2 separate regions of the Homo sapiens genome follow, and region 1 is linked to region 2. The links are chromatin contacts, found by Hi-C or POLR2A ChIA-PET in ENCODE. All regions are on one chromosome and are shown on one strand. The core of a region is the stretch at or near the end of the contact, and the rest is flanking DNA. Distances in the headings are between cores, read along the strand shown. Region 1 overlaps CCM2 (CCM2 scaffold protein). Region 2 holds the start of PPIA (peptidylprolyl isomerase A).

Region 1 (7,051 bases), core at 4,407-6,906, 230 kb after region 2:
AGAGCCTGAAAGGTAGGCACTTCAGAGGAGGAGGGGTTGGAACAGGAATTTGTGCTGAATGGGTTTGTGCTGACCAAGTATATACATATTCAACAGGTTATAGGAGGAGTTATGAATATTCATGGAGGGGGTCCTGATGCATGTGTACTGAACAGACATGCAATTTATTTTATTTTATTTATTTTTTTTGAGACAGTTTCACTCTTGTTGCCCAGGCTGGAGTGCAATGGCGCGATCTTGGCTCACTGCAACCTCTGCCTCCCGGGTTCAAGCGATTCTCCTGTCTCAGCCTCCTGAGTAGCTGGGATTACTGGCGCATGCCACCAGGCCTGGCTAATTTTTGTATTTTTAGTAGAGACGGGGTTTCATTATATTGGTCAGGCTGGTCTTGAACTCCTGACCTCAGGTGATCCACCCGCCTCAGCCTCCCAAAGTGCTGGATTACAGGCATGAGCCACTGTGCCTGGCCCAAACATGCATCTTTTTTTTTTGAGATGGAGTCTTGCTCTGTTGCCCAGGCTGGAGTGCAGTGGCGCGATCCTGGCTCACTGCAACCTCCGCCTCCCAGGTTCAAGCGATTCTCCTGCCTCAGCCTCCCAAGTAGCTGGGATTACAGGCGCCTACCACCACGCCTGGCTAATTTTTGTATTTTTGGTAGAGACAGGGTTTCACCATGTTGACCAGGCTGATCTCTAACTCCTGGCCTCAAGTGATCTGACTGTCTCGGCCTTCCAAAGTGCTAGGATTACAGGCGTGAGCCACCTCGCTTGGCTAATTTTTTTTGTATTTTTAGGAGCGACAGGGTTTCACCATGTTAGCCAGGATGGTCTCGATCTCCTGACCTCGTGATCCACCTGCCTCGGCCTCCCAAAGTGCTGAGATTACAGGCGTGAGCCACTGCATCTGGCCCAAACATTCATTTTTAAAAGAACTTTTAGGTTCAGGGGTACATGTGCAGGTTTGTTATATAGGTAAACATCTGTCATGGGGATTTGGTGTATAGATTATTTCATCACCCAGGTACTAAGCGTAGTATCTGACAGTTATTTTTTCCAGACAGGCATGTTCTTTGCATTCCATGTTCACTTTGAGGTGGAGACAACATTATATTCAGGCCCCATACCTCAAAAGGTGAAGCAAGGAGACAGGGCACTCAAGTGCACAGCCTCTATAAACTGGCTAGAACCAGTCTGTGGCTGGTGGTCTTCTTGTCAGGAGAGAGTTACTGAAGTCAGTCTCTTATACAGTCACAGCTATAGTTTTGGCTTGTGGAACAGGAGGTCAGTTGGCATCTGGTGGTGAGTTGCAGTTGTTTTCCTATTGCTTATCCAGGACAGTGCTTGTTTGGCTGCTAGAGAAAAAGAAGAACCCTGTGGCAGTTAGAACAGAGTTGATCTTGAAGAGTCAGACTGTGTGGCTGAATCCTTACCTGGCACGGTCGTAGGTCTTGTTTATAATTTGGTGTCTTTTTTTCCCCATGATCTTCATGAACGCATGTAATTTGGTATTTTATTGCCACAGAGTCCATTCTGTCAGTTTTGTGGTCTCTATTTTAACATTAATGCTGGTCAGTTGTGCCTGAACTACAAAAGGGAGGGAATATAATGAGGTGCGTCCCAAGGCATCTTGTCATGGCTGGAACCAAAACAGGCTTTGTTCAGTCAGTTGGAGTGCTTAGGATTTTATTTTTAGTTCTTAGCCTGAAGACCTTGCTTAGAATTTTTCATGGTGTAGGTCTGACACATTGTTTCACCTTTTATTATCTGAAAATACCTTCATTTCATCTTCATTTTTGAAGGATAGTTTTACAGCAGCAGTCCCCAACCTTTTTGACACCAGGGACCGGTTTCGTGGCAGACAGTTTTTCCATAGACCAAAGTGGGGAAAAGGTTTTGGGATGAAACTTCCATATCAGATCATCAGGCATTAGATTCTCTAAGGAGTGCGTAACCTAGATCCCTCCAACACACAGTTCAGGGTTTGTACTCTTATGAGAATCTAATGCAGCCACTGATCTCACAGGAGGCGGGGCTCAGGTGGTAATGCTTGCTGGCCCTCCACTCACCTCCTGCTGTGTGCGGCCTGGCTCCTAACAGGCCACGGACCCAGACCAGTCTGTGGCCTGGGGGCTGGGGACCTCTGTTTTACAGGATATAGAATTCTAGGTTGACTGTTTTCTTTCAGCATTTTTTATTATTTATTTATTTATTTATTTTGAGATAGAGTCTCGCTTTGTCACCCAGGCTGGAGTGCAGTGGCGTGATCTTGCTCACTGCAACCTCCACCTCCTGGGTTCAAGTGATTCTTTTGCCTTAGCCTCCTGGGTAGCTGTGATTATAGGCACATACCACCACGCCCAGCTAATTTTTTTTTGTATTTTTAGCAGAGATGGGGTTTCACCATGTTGATGGGGCTGGTCTTCAACTCCTGACCTCCAGTGATCTGCCTGCCTGAGCCTCCCAAGGCGTGAGCCACCATGCCCAGCTTCTTTTGGCATTTTAAAGATGAAGACTCATTATCTTCTGGCATCCATTTTTTCTCTTGAGAAGTTACCTGTCATTTTTGTTGTACTGAATGTCTTTTATTTGACAGTTTTAAGAATTTCTTTTTTTTTTTTTTGAGATGGAGTCTTACTCTGTCGCCAGGCTGGAGTGCAGTAGCGCAATCTCAGCTTACTGCAACCTCTGCCTCCCAGATTCAAGTGATTCTCCTGCATCAGCCTCCCAAGTAGCTGGGATTACAGGCATGCACCACCATGCCAGGCTAATTTTTGTATTTTTAATAGAAATGTGGTTTTGCCATGTTGACCAGGCTGGTCTCGAACTCCTGACCTCAGATGATCTGCCTGCCTCGGCCTCCCAAAGTGTTGGGATTATAGGCGTGAGCCACTGCGCCTGGCCTTTTTTTTTTTTTTTTTTTTTTGAGACAGGGTCTCACTCTGTTGGCCAGGCTGGAGTGCTGTGGCGTGATCTCGGCTCACTGCAACCTTGCAACCTCCGCCTCCCGGGTTCAAGTGATTCTCCTGCCTCAGCCTCCTGAGTAGCCGGGACTACAGGCATGCACCACTGTGCCCGGCTAATGAAAAAAGTTTTTTAAATATAGATGGAATCTCAGTATGTTGCTCAGGCTGGTCTTGAACTCCTGGCCTCAAGCCATCCTCCTGCTTCCGCCTCCTGGGATTACAGGAATGAGCCACCGCACCTGGCTGGGTTTTATACTTTGGTTTGGTAGATCAGTTTTGATCTTTGTCCTTACTCTTAGGGTAAATTTCTTAGTCCTGGAATGTATGTTTTACTCCTAAGATGTGGCCTTTGTGGGGTTTCAAATGGATAGTCTCAAGTGTTTAAGGTACTGATTAAGCCCCTTTAACTTGGCAGGACTTGGACTCCAAACTCTTATCTACCCTGCAGCTAGGGAGAGCTAAAATCTCAGCTTTTTTTTTGAGACGGATCTTGCTCTGTTACCCAGGTTAGAGTGCAATGGTGTGATCATAGTTTACTGTGACCTTAAACTTCTGGGCTCAAGCAATTCTCCTACCTTAGCCTCCCAAGTAGGTAGGACTACAGGCATGCACTATCTGGCTAATTTTTATTTTTGTAGAAATGGGGTCTCACTATGTTGCCCAGGCTGGTTTCAAACTCCTGAACTCAAGTGATCTTCCTGCCTTGGCCGCCCAAAGTGCTGGGATTATAGGCATGAGCTCCCGCACCCAGCCATCAGCTTGCTCCTTCAACCTTCAAGCTATCGTGTCCTTTCTGGGCTTGTGGGAGTCTCACCTCCGCTTACGCAGTTCAGGGTTCAGCCAAAGATTTGAGGGGACCTTATACTCAGACTTTGGGTTCCTTTTTTAGTGGGTTCCTCCTTTCCTATATTTCCCTCTCAATTTCCAGCTTCTTTAGCAGTCTCAAATCCTCCTTTAACCTGTCAGGCCAATAAAATTGCAGCTTTTTTTTCTCTGCTCCACTCCTCTGAGACTGGGGCATACTCTCAGGAGTAAAGCAATATAAAAGTGGATCTTGCCCAGTGATGTTCCCTTCTTTCAAGGGTCATATAAATTCCAAGCTTCTTTTTTATTTCTTGTTTGTCTCCAGTGTCTTTAGAAGATTGTTTTTCACATTTTATCTAGAGTTCATAATCTCGGTCTGTGAGAAAGTTATTTTGATACAGTCTACTTCTCTCTTAAGGGAATAAGAACTTCTTTGGGTTTATTTTTTCTTGACAGTGTGTTTTGGAGCTCTTTCATTATAGATATATAGTTTCTTTATTCTTCTTTAGGGTGGAATGGCATTTTTATCTGTGGGCTACTGTATTTAAACAGCAGCCCTCCTATGGACTTTTAGGTTGTCATTTTGCTTAAAAAATAATGAAGCAATTAATTTTCTAACCTGTCATGTATGTAATGCATCTGTAGGATTAATTCCCGAAAATGCACTTGCTGGGAAACATAAGTGCATTTGTAATTTTAGTAGATGTTAACAAATTGTTTTGTATGGTAGAACCAAGGTTTATTCTTTTTTTCTTTACCCACCTCTCAAGAGAACAGTTTTTATTAGGTGAAAGTGGTATTTGCTAAAAATTTTGAGTATTTTCCAAAATGAACTTGTTAAGTTTTCTTACTAAAAAATACATTTGTATCTCAGAAGAAAGTAGCAAAATATATTATATGAAAAAAATCACACCCACTAGAAACAACTGTTATTAGTCTTTCACGTTGCTTTCCTGTTTGTGTATGCTTTTCTGTGTTAGCAGTAATAATACAGTCTTATTACCTTGGTATTTATTTCAAACACTTGCTTAGTGCCCACTGTGTAAAGAGCTTTCTGGGGAGCTGTCACTGCCTGCCTGAATCTCCCTCACTGTCTGAGGGTGGTCTTAGTGCTCATGAGGTCGAGAATATCGAGTGCTGTGTCAGAAGGGCAGAGGTCAGGTGGATTTAAAGCTGTTGCACCAAAGCCAGGTGTGGCGACATGCCTGTAGTCCCAGCCTACTCATGAGGCTGAGGTGGGAGGATGGCTTGAGCCTAGGAGTTAGAGAATGCAGTGAGCCATGATTGTGCCACTGCACTGCAGCCTGGGTAATAGAGCAAGACCCTGTCTCTAAAAAATAAAAAAAATAATAAATAGGCTGGCACGGTGGCTCACGCCTGTAATCTCAGCACTTTGGGAGGCCGAGGCGGGCGGATCACCTGAGGTCAGGAGTTCAAGACCAGCCTGGCCAACATGGTAAAACCCCCGACTCTACTAAAAATACAAAAATTAGCCAGGCATGGTGACACATGCCTGTAATCCCAGCTACTCGGGAGGCTGAGACAGGGAGAATTGCTTGAACCCGGAAGGTAGAGTTGCAGTGAGCTGAGATCGCGCCACTGCACTCCAATCTGGGCGACAGAGCGAGGCTCTTTCTCAAAAAAAAAAAATAAAATAAAATAAATAATAAATAAATAAAACTATGCATCAAGCACCATCTCCCTGTCCCCTGGGTATGCCTTTGGAAGTGCAGTTTGCAGAGTGAGTGAGATGAGGCAGGGGAGTAGGAGGAGGAGCTGAGGAGGAGAATGGGGCAGGGGAAGATGAGACAGGGAGGAGGAGGAGGGGAGGAGAGGGGAAGGGATGAGAGAGGGAAGGAAGGTGGAGTCATTGTTCCTGCTGTTGCCTTGCGTGGCTGTGACAGCTGTTGAAGCTGTCTTCTCACAGTTTTGCACACTGTGGGTTATGATTCATTAGTGGCATGTGAAATCAACCATGTAGGTAGCAACCTTTTTTTCATGTAAGAATTTAAAGGATACAAGTATAAAGTTAAAGAACTTAAGGAAAAATTTTGCTAGATTCATTTTGAATTAGAGCTGTCACGTATTTCTTAGCTATCTGCATGGAAAACACCTAGAAGCAATGACAGTCCAATAGCAGTGGAGCACACCTAGGACTTTATTGTAGTCTGAATTGTATGTCAAGTAGTGTGGTTACAGTAAGTGAGGGGATGTAGCTTTTTGCCACAAAATCTGTACTTTGGAAGGTGAATGTGAAGCAATGAGAACAAATGGAGATTATTAATCTGTGCTGTGGTTGGCGTTCAGAATTAGGCCACATTTTAGTATGTTTCATGTGGGGATCATTATTTTTTTTTGGACCAGCTTTTTTTTTTTTTTTTTTTTTTTTTTTTTGAGATGGAGTCTTGCTCTGTTGCCCAGGCTAGAGTGGAGTGCAGTGGTGCGATCTCGGTTCACTGCAAACTCCGCCTCCCGGGTTCACGCCATTCTCCTGTCTCAGCCTCCCGAGTAGCTGGGACTACAGGCGCCCACCACCGTGCCCGGCTAATTTTTTGTATTTTTAGTAGAGACGGGGTTTCACCGTGTTAGCCAGGATGGTCTCCATCTCCTGACCTCGTCATCCGCCCGCCTCGGCCTCCCAAAGTGCTGGGATTACAGGCATGAGCCACCGTGCCTGGCCTTTTCTTTAGAGTTTCTGATGAATTGCTTTTCTTTTTTCTTTCAAAAGAAACATTAAATTTTAAAAAATTTCAGTAGCTTTTGGGGTACAAGTGGTTTTTGGTTACATGGGTGAATTGTATAGTGATGAAGTCTGGCTTTTATTTTATTTTTTGAGACGGAGTCTCATTCTGTTGGCCAGGCTGGAGTGCAGTGGTGCGATCTCGGCTCACTGCAACCTCTGCCTCCCGACCTCAAGCGATTCTCCTACCTCAGCCTCTCGAGTAGCTGGGATTACAGGTGCCCACCACCACGCCTGGCTAATTTTTATATTTTTAGTAGAGACGGGGTTTCACCATGTTGACCAGGTTGGTCTCGAACTCCTGAGCTCAAGTGATCCACCAGCCTCGGCCTCCCAAAGTGCTGGGATTACAGGCATGAGCCACCTCACCCTGCAAGTCTGGGCTTTTAGTGTACCCATCACCCAAAAAGCGTACATTGTATCCAGTAGGTAATTTTTCATCTCTCACCTCCCTCCCACTTTCTCCCTTTCTAAGTCTCCAGTGTCCATTATATCACTCTGTGTGCCTTTGTGTAGCCATAGTTTAGCTCCCACTTATAAGTGAG
Region 2 (6,270 bases), core at 193-2,692:
CAGCCTCCCGAGGGGGTAGCTGGGACTACAGGTGCGCACCACCATGCCCAGCTAATTTTGTATTTTTCGTAGAGATGGGGTTTCACCATGTTGTCCAGGCTGGTCTTGAACTCCTGACCTCAGGTGATCCTCCCGCCTCGGCCTCCCAAAGTGCTGGAATTACAGGCGTGATCCACCGCACCCGGCCTATTTTTTGAGAGAGGGTCACACTCTGTCGTCCCGGCTGGAATGCAGTGATGCGATCACCGCCCACTACAGCCTCGACCTCCGGGCTCAAGCAATCCTCCCCGCCCAGCCTCCTGAGTAGCGAGCGCCTCGACGCCCAGCTAATTTTTATTTTTATTTATTTTTTTGTAGAGACGGCGTCTCTCTAAGATGCCCAGGCTGGTGGCCGGTGTCGAACTCCTAAGATGAAGCGATCCTCCCCGGCCTTGGCCTCCGCGCCTCCTAAAGCGCCAGGTATGAGCCACCGCGCCTGGCCTACAAGTGCATTTTAATTAAAGTATTATTAATGTCTTTGCCTGAAGAAATTCGCTTTTAAATTGTGACTTATCTTTCACCCAAAAATCAAAGCACAATTCAGCCCCGAGGCGGGGGCGGTAGGAGCTGGGCGGGGCGGGGGCAGGGAAAGACCAGGAGCAGAGATTCAAAAAGAGTAAGAGGGCAAAATGTGCATAATGCATCTTCACAGGTAAGAGCCTGGCCAGGCTCCTGTTTTAATGGCTTCCTCCTGAAGAAGATTCAAGCAGAGTGTAAGATATTTTCGGAAAGTAGAGCATTTTGAAAGCATTTCATAATCTCTCAAAACCGGAGACTGCTCCTGTCCCACCTCGTTAGAGAAAACAGCGATGCTCAAAGGCAACCTCCTTCCTGACATTGCCTGGTAGGACGCGACGTGGTGTTTGCCCGCGCGGAATGCGGACGCAAGGCTGCTCCTAGGTCTCGGGGACGCGCCATCCCCATTTCCGCTCGCGGAGGCGTAGGGTCCGGGCGCGGGACCCCAGTCGACCTTGACTGGCGGCGCGACCTTGAGGCCTGCGTTCGCCTCAGTTGCCCCCTCTGTGCAATGGGGAGACGCGCCTCATCGCTTGACAACGGCCGAAGAGCCGCCGCGCTTCCGTCTCCCGCGTGCGCGCGCCATGCTGCCCACCCCCGTTCCGCACTGACCCTCCCCCGTGCCCCGCGTCCCGTACTGCCGCCCCGCCCCGAGTCCCATGCCGCAGCCACCGCGACGGAGCCCGCAGGCGGGAACCTGCCTCCGCGCGTTAGCGCGCACGCGCGCCTCATGTGTCGTCCCCATCAGCGCCGGCTTCCGTCTATAGGCCAGATGCACTGTCACTCTGGCGAAGTCGCAGACCCGATTGGCCGGGACGGAGGCGCGAGACCGGGTTGCGGGCGGGGCCGAACGTGGTATAAAAGGGGCGGGAGGCCAGGCTCGTGCCGTTTTGCAGACGCCACCGCCGAGGAAAACCGTGTACTATTAGCCATGGTCAACCCCACCGTGTTCTTCGACATTGCCGTCGACGGCGAGCCCTTGGGCCGCGTCTCCTTTGAGGTCGGGCGGGCGGCGGCGTGCGGGAATGGGGCCCAGAAAGTGGGCCGGGGTCGGGGTGGGTGGTAGCGCCCCAAAGGCCCGGGCGCGGGGCGACCCTGCTTGAGGGGCGAGCGCGGGCGGGCTGCGGCGCCATTTCCTGACGAGGGGCCATTTTGGGAGGTCCGCGAGTCGCGGGGAGGAGGCCGGGACGGCGGCGGACAAAGGCAGGCGGGGCGGCTGCGAGGCCGTTGGGGGAGGGGGCCCGCGTCCGCCCGCCCGCCTCATGTGGCCGCGCCCTGTCCTGTCCGACGCACGTGCTCGGCGGCCGCGCTCAGGTCCGCGCCTTGAGAGTCGTTGGGCTCCGCCCTAGCTTGGCCTGGGCGCCGCAGACCGGAGCCAGAAGCACGCTCGCGGGGGCTTGCGACCGCCTTCCTGGGAAGCTGTCCCCTGGCAGGCATGGGTGCTTTACATCCTGAGCTGGGAAGCTGTTTGCTTGAGGGTTTTTCTCAAGGATCGAGGCGCGGTGTGAGCCCGTCCATGCTCGGTCCTGTAGATCCCGGGAGGCCATGTTATAAAAGGAGACTTGCTGGGATGTGACGGGTTGCCACTTGAAATATCTTCCATTTGGATAAAGTAGGAATATTTATACATGTGCCCCAAACGTCCCTCCGTGTCCCCCACCCCCAAGCGGAAATGTGAAAATGGGCCTTGCCTTTGCTGGTGCCCAAGGACCGCCTTCCACTGCAGTGACGGCGCTGGCGGGGGAGGCGCTCTTGAGCCCCTCCCGATTGTCCCTCTGCCTAGCAAGCAAGTTGCGACTGGCCACAAGGCAGGCCTCTTCCGACCAAGGTGGATTACCAGTGATTACCTAATTAGTTTTGAGAGCGTTAAATGAGTTCTTAAAGATCAGTTGTAATTATAGCATAGTATCTAAACTTGGCGCGTGTCTTCAAAGTTAAATATTGAGTACGATTCCGTTCCAGTTAACATGGATAGACCTTAGGGAGTAGCGAAATAGGATGTTAGTGGTTTTATTCCTTTAAATCACATCTCAAAAGGCCACCAATGGCTAGTTTGGGATCTTATTCCGAAAATAGATTGATCCTCATGCAGTCTTCGTGAGGACAGAGCGATTTCCTTGTTGCCTACCCTGTCCATAGTGCCTGGCACATAGGCACTGAAACACTGCATGTTAATCCACACCCCACCCCACCTATGAGTGTAGTCAAAGCTGGTAAGTGACAAGGGCTTTCGTGGAAACTTGGCCTGACCTAATGTTGGGCATCAGGTTACCCAAAGAGCTTCAGGGAAATGAGAAAGGACTTGCAGGTCTTGATGAGAATGGAGGGGTAACTGCCAATGAGGGCTTTGGCTTTAGCGAAAGTCTGAAAGGGAAGCCATAGGAACTTAAACGTACCGACTATAAAGCTCTGAGAAAAGCTGATGTTTTAGAAAGACCATACATTCTAGGTACAAATACCTAAAAACTAAAAAATAAGTACGTTGGCCAGGCGGGCGGATCACGAAGTCAGGAGATTGAGACCGTCCTGGCCAACATGGTGAAACCCCACCTCTATTAAAAATACAAAAATTAGCTGGGCGTGGTGGCGCTTGCCTGTAATCTCAGCTACTCTAGAGGCTGAGGCAGGAGAATCGCTTGAACCCCGGAGGCGGAGGCTGCAGTGAGCCGAGATCGTGCCACTGCACTCCAGCCTGGTGACAGTGAGACTCTTGTCTCAAAAAAAAAAAAGTACATTGCTATAAGAGAAGTGCACACGGATACTAGTAGTTAATTCAGTCACATCTGTGAAATAGCTTATAAAATGCTACTTTTAAACAAGCTGTTTTTATGAAAGGGCTTGTAAATGTTTATGGTATTTAAGCTACCTCTCTAGCCATAACGTATTATACATTCAAGAAAGGTTCAAAACCAGATATACTAGAAACCAATCTTTATTTTTTACCCCACTACTAGGTAAGGGGCCTGGATACCAAGAAGTGACTGCTCATCTAATCCATAAAGCTATGTTAACAGATTGGAGGTAGTAGCATTTTCATTACAAGTGACTAAAAGAACAGCTGTTTACCCCTGATCGTGCAGCAGTGCTTGCTGTTCCTTAGAATTTTGCCTTGTAAGTTCTAGCTCAAGTTGGGGGGTGGTGATAGACATTTAAGAAGCCATATATCTTTTCAGAAGTAGGTGTGATGTACTAAAAGTTTGAGACACTTTCTAGAAGTCTCACTATTTAAGTTATGACTAGTATTGGATTTTTGGCATGTCTTTGGGTTTCATGTTTCTTAACCCAACTGCCTGCAGGGCCTTATGGCTGTCAGGAGCAGTTCTTGGGAATTAAAGTAATTACTGAAGAAGTATTCTAGTGAGAAAATGAATTTATGACTCAGAAGCCCCTAAAGACATGGGTACTAAGCAACAAAATAAGCAGATGTTAATTAACTGTAATTTTCTCTTACAGCTGTTTGCAGACAAGGTCCCAAAGACAGCAGGTTGGTCCATTTTCTAAGTTTAACAAAGATGTTCCAATTGTGACAGTTTGTGTGTGTGTGTGTATATATATATTTTTATGTATGTATATATGTGTTTAATTTTTTTTTAAACAGAAAATTTTCGTGCTCTGAGCACTGGAGAGAAAGGATTTGGTTATAAGGGTTCCTGCTTTCACAGAATTATTCCAGGGTTTATGTGTCAGGTACGAAATTTACTGAATTTTATTTTATTTGGGTTGCTCCCTTCATTTGGGATTGAGCCAGAATATTTCAGGATACACATATCTGAACTGTTACTCTACCATTTCGGTTCTATTTAACCCTTCTATTCAGTTTGAACTTGGGTTTAAAGTTTGAACCTTGCAGATTTGGCACACTTCATGGTTATGTTGTCAGAAGTGACATTTTTCCTATATGTTGACAGGGTGGTGACTTCACACGCCATAATGGCACTGGTGGCAAGTCCATCTATGGGGAGAAATTTGAAGATGAGAACTTCATCCTAAAGCATACGGGTCCTGGCATCTTGTCCATGGCAAATGCTGGACCCAACACAAATGGTTCCCAGTTTTTCATCTGCACTGCCAAGACTGAGTGGTAAGGGTACAACATGGCACACTAACCACCTGACTAAATGAAAAGTTGCCCTGGGGGGAACGGAACAAACACTACTTTTCTTCAACCTTTGCTTCCACAGACTTTTTCATCCCTAAGATACTAGAAGAAGAGCATACATAAACGACAAATATAGCCAATGTGATACAGAATGTCAGATACTATGATAGAAACTTGGCCCTTAGCTGGGTGGTTGAATTAGGTGCTACTTTTTTGAGATGGAGTTTTGCTCTGTTGCCAGGTTGGAGTGCAGTGGCACAATCTGGGCTCACTGCAACCTCTGCCTCCTGGGTTCAAGCGATTCTCCTGCCTTGGCCTCCTGAGTAGCTGAGAATACAGATGTGTGCCAGCATGCCTGGCTAATTTTTTGTATTTTTGTGGAGACGGGGTTTCATCATGTTGGCCAAGCTGGTCTTGAACTCGTGACTTAAGGTGAACCACCTGCCTTGGCCCCCCAAAGTGCTGGGATTTCAGGCATGAGCCACTGCGCCCAACCAATTAAGTGCTTTTTTTTTTTTTTTCTTTTCTCAGACTGGATCTCGCTCTTATCTCCCAGGTTGGAGTGCAGTGGTGCCATCTCAGCTCACTGCAACCTCCTCCCGGGTTCAAGCAATTCTTCTGCCTCAGCCTCTCAAGTAGCTGGAACTACAGGCATGCACCACCACTCCCAGCTAAATTGTGTATTATTAGTAGAGCGGGATTTACCATGTTGTCCAGGCTGGTCTCGAACTCCTGGGCTCAAGTGATCTGCCTGCCTTGACCCCCCCAAAGTGCTGGGATTACAGGCATGAGCCACTGTGCCCACCCAATTAAGTGCTGCTTTTATGTTACTATTAATAACATGCGGTTGGTTGGGTTTTTTGTTTCTTTGGGGTTTTTGTTTTGTTTTGTTTGTTTTTGGGGGAGGGGGGCGCAATTCATTCTATATGTGTAACTCTTTTTTGAGATGGAGTTTCGCTCTGTCGCCCAGGCTGGAGTGCAGTGGCGCGATCTCGGCTCACTGCAAGCTCCGCCTCCCAGGTTCACGCCATTCTCCTGCCTCAGCCTCCCGAGTAGCTGGGACTATAGGCACACGCCACCATGCCCGGCTAATTTTTTGTATTTTTAGTAGAGACAGGGTTTCACCGTGTTAGCCAGGATGGTCTCGATCTCCTGACCTCGTGATCCGCCCGCCTTGGCCTCCCAAAGTGCTGGGATTACAGGCGTGAGCCACCGCACCCGGCCTATATGTGTAACTCTTTAATGGTAATTGGAGAATCATGTTTAATGACATTTAGTACAAAAGGCTTCAGTTAAAAAAAAAAAAAAAAGCTACCTTTCTCGTCTTGGTTCATGACACATGGAGGCTGCTTGTTTGTGGTTGCCAGTCATAGTGATTGTTCTTCCTTTTCAAGGTTGGATGGCAAGCATGTGGTGTTTGGCAAAGTGAAAGAAGGCATGAATATTGTGGAGGCCATGGAGCGCTTTGGGTCCAGGAATGGCAAGACCAGCAAGAAGATCACCATTGCTGACTGTGGACAACTCGAATAAGTTTGACTTGTGTTTTATCTTAACCACCAGATCATTCCTTCTGTAGCTCAGGAGAGCACCCCTCCACCCCATTTGCTCGCAGTATC

Evidence for each region. Hi-C counts contacts between places; a loop is a spot of excess contacts on that map. ChIA-PET counts read pairs that join two places held with the same protein, here RNA polymerase II (POLR2A). Pooled maps may share reads with other maps.
Region 1: a loop to region 2 is called in a pooled map, with 2.4 times the contacts of the local background. The contact joins the enhancer-like site here to the promoter of PPIA in region 2. A Hi-C loop is called at or near these places in 2 of 37 single-sample maps with no recorded cell type and 8 of 50 pooled maps. POLR2A ChIA-PET finds 5 or more read pairs at or near these places in 10 of 52 experiments (AG04450, Caco-2, H1 and 5 more).

Annotation. Positions count from the first base shown.
Region 1 is chr7:45,016,160-45,023,210 of GRCh38, forward strand. All of the region lies in intron 1 of CCM2 (CCM2 scaffold protein), which reads left to right. Among named protein-coding and RNA genes, the nearest start is that of CCM2, 19 kb to the left of the region's middle. Within about 2 kb of position 5,657, at least 2 of the 41 ENCODE cell types and tissues checked have a DNase peak (open chromatin) inside an H3K27ac peak, as active enhancers do.
Region 2 is chr7:44,795,239-44,801,508 of GRCh38, forward strand. It overlaps PPIA (peptidylprolyl isomerase A), which reads left to right and starts at 1,443. Exons shown (of 5, transcript NM_021130.5): 1 at 1,443-1,555; 2 at 4,009-4,039; 3 at 4,154-4,242; 4 at 4,464-4,636; 5 at 6,049-6,270. The coding sequence starts at 1,487. The coding sequence ends at 6,184. It overlaps LOC105375259 (a long non-coding RNA gene), which reads right to left and starts at 1,292. Exons shown (of 2, transcript XR_007060300.1): 1 at 830-1,292; 2 at 1-186. RefSeq lists silencers at 984-1,183, 1,274-1,543, 1,564-1,913.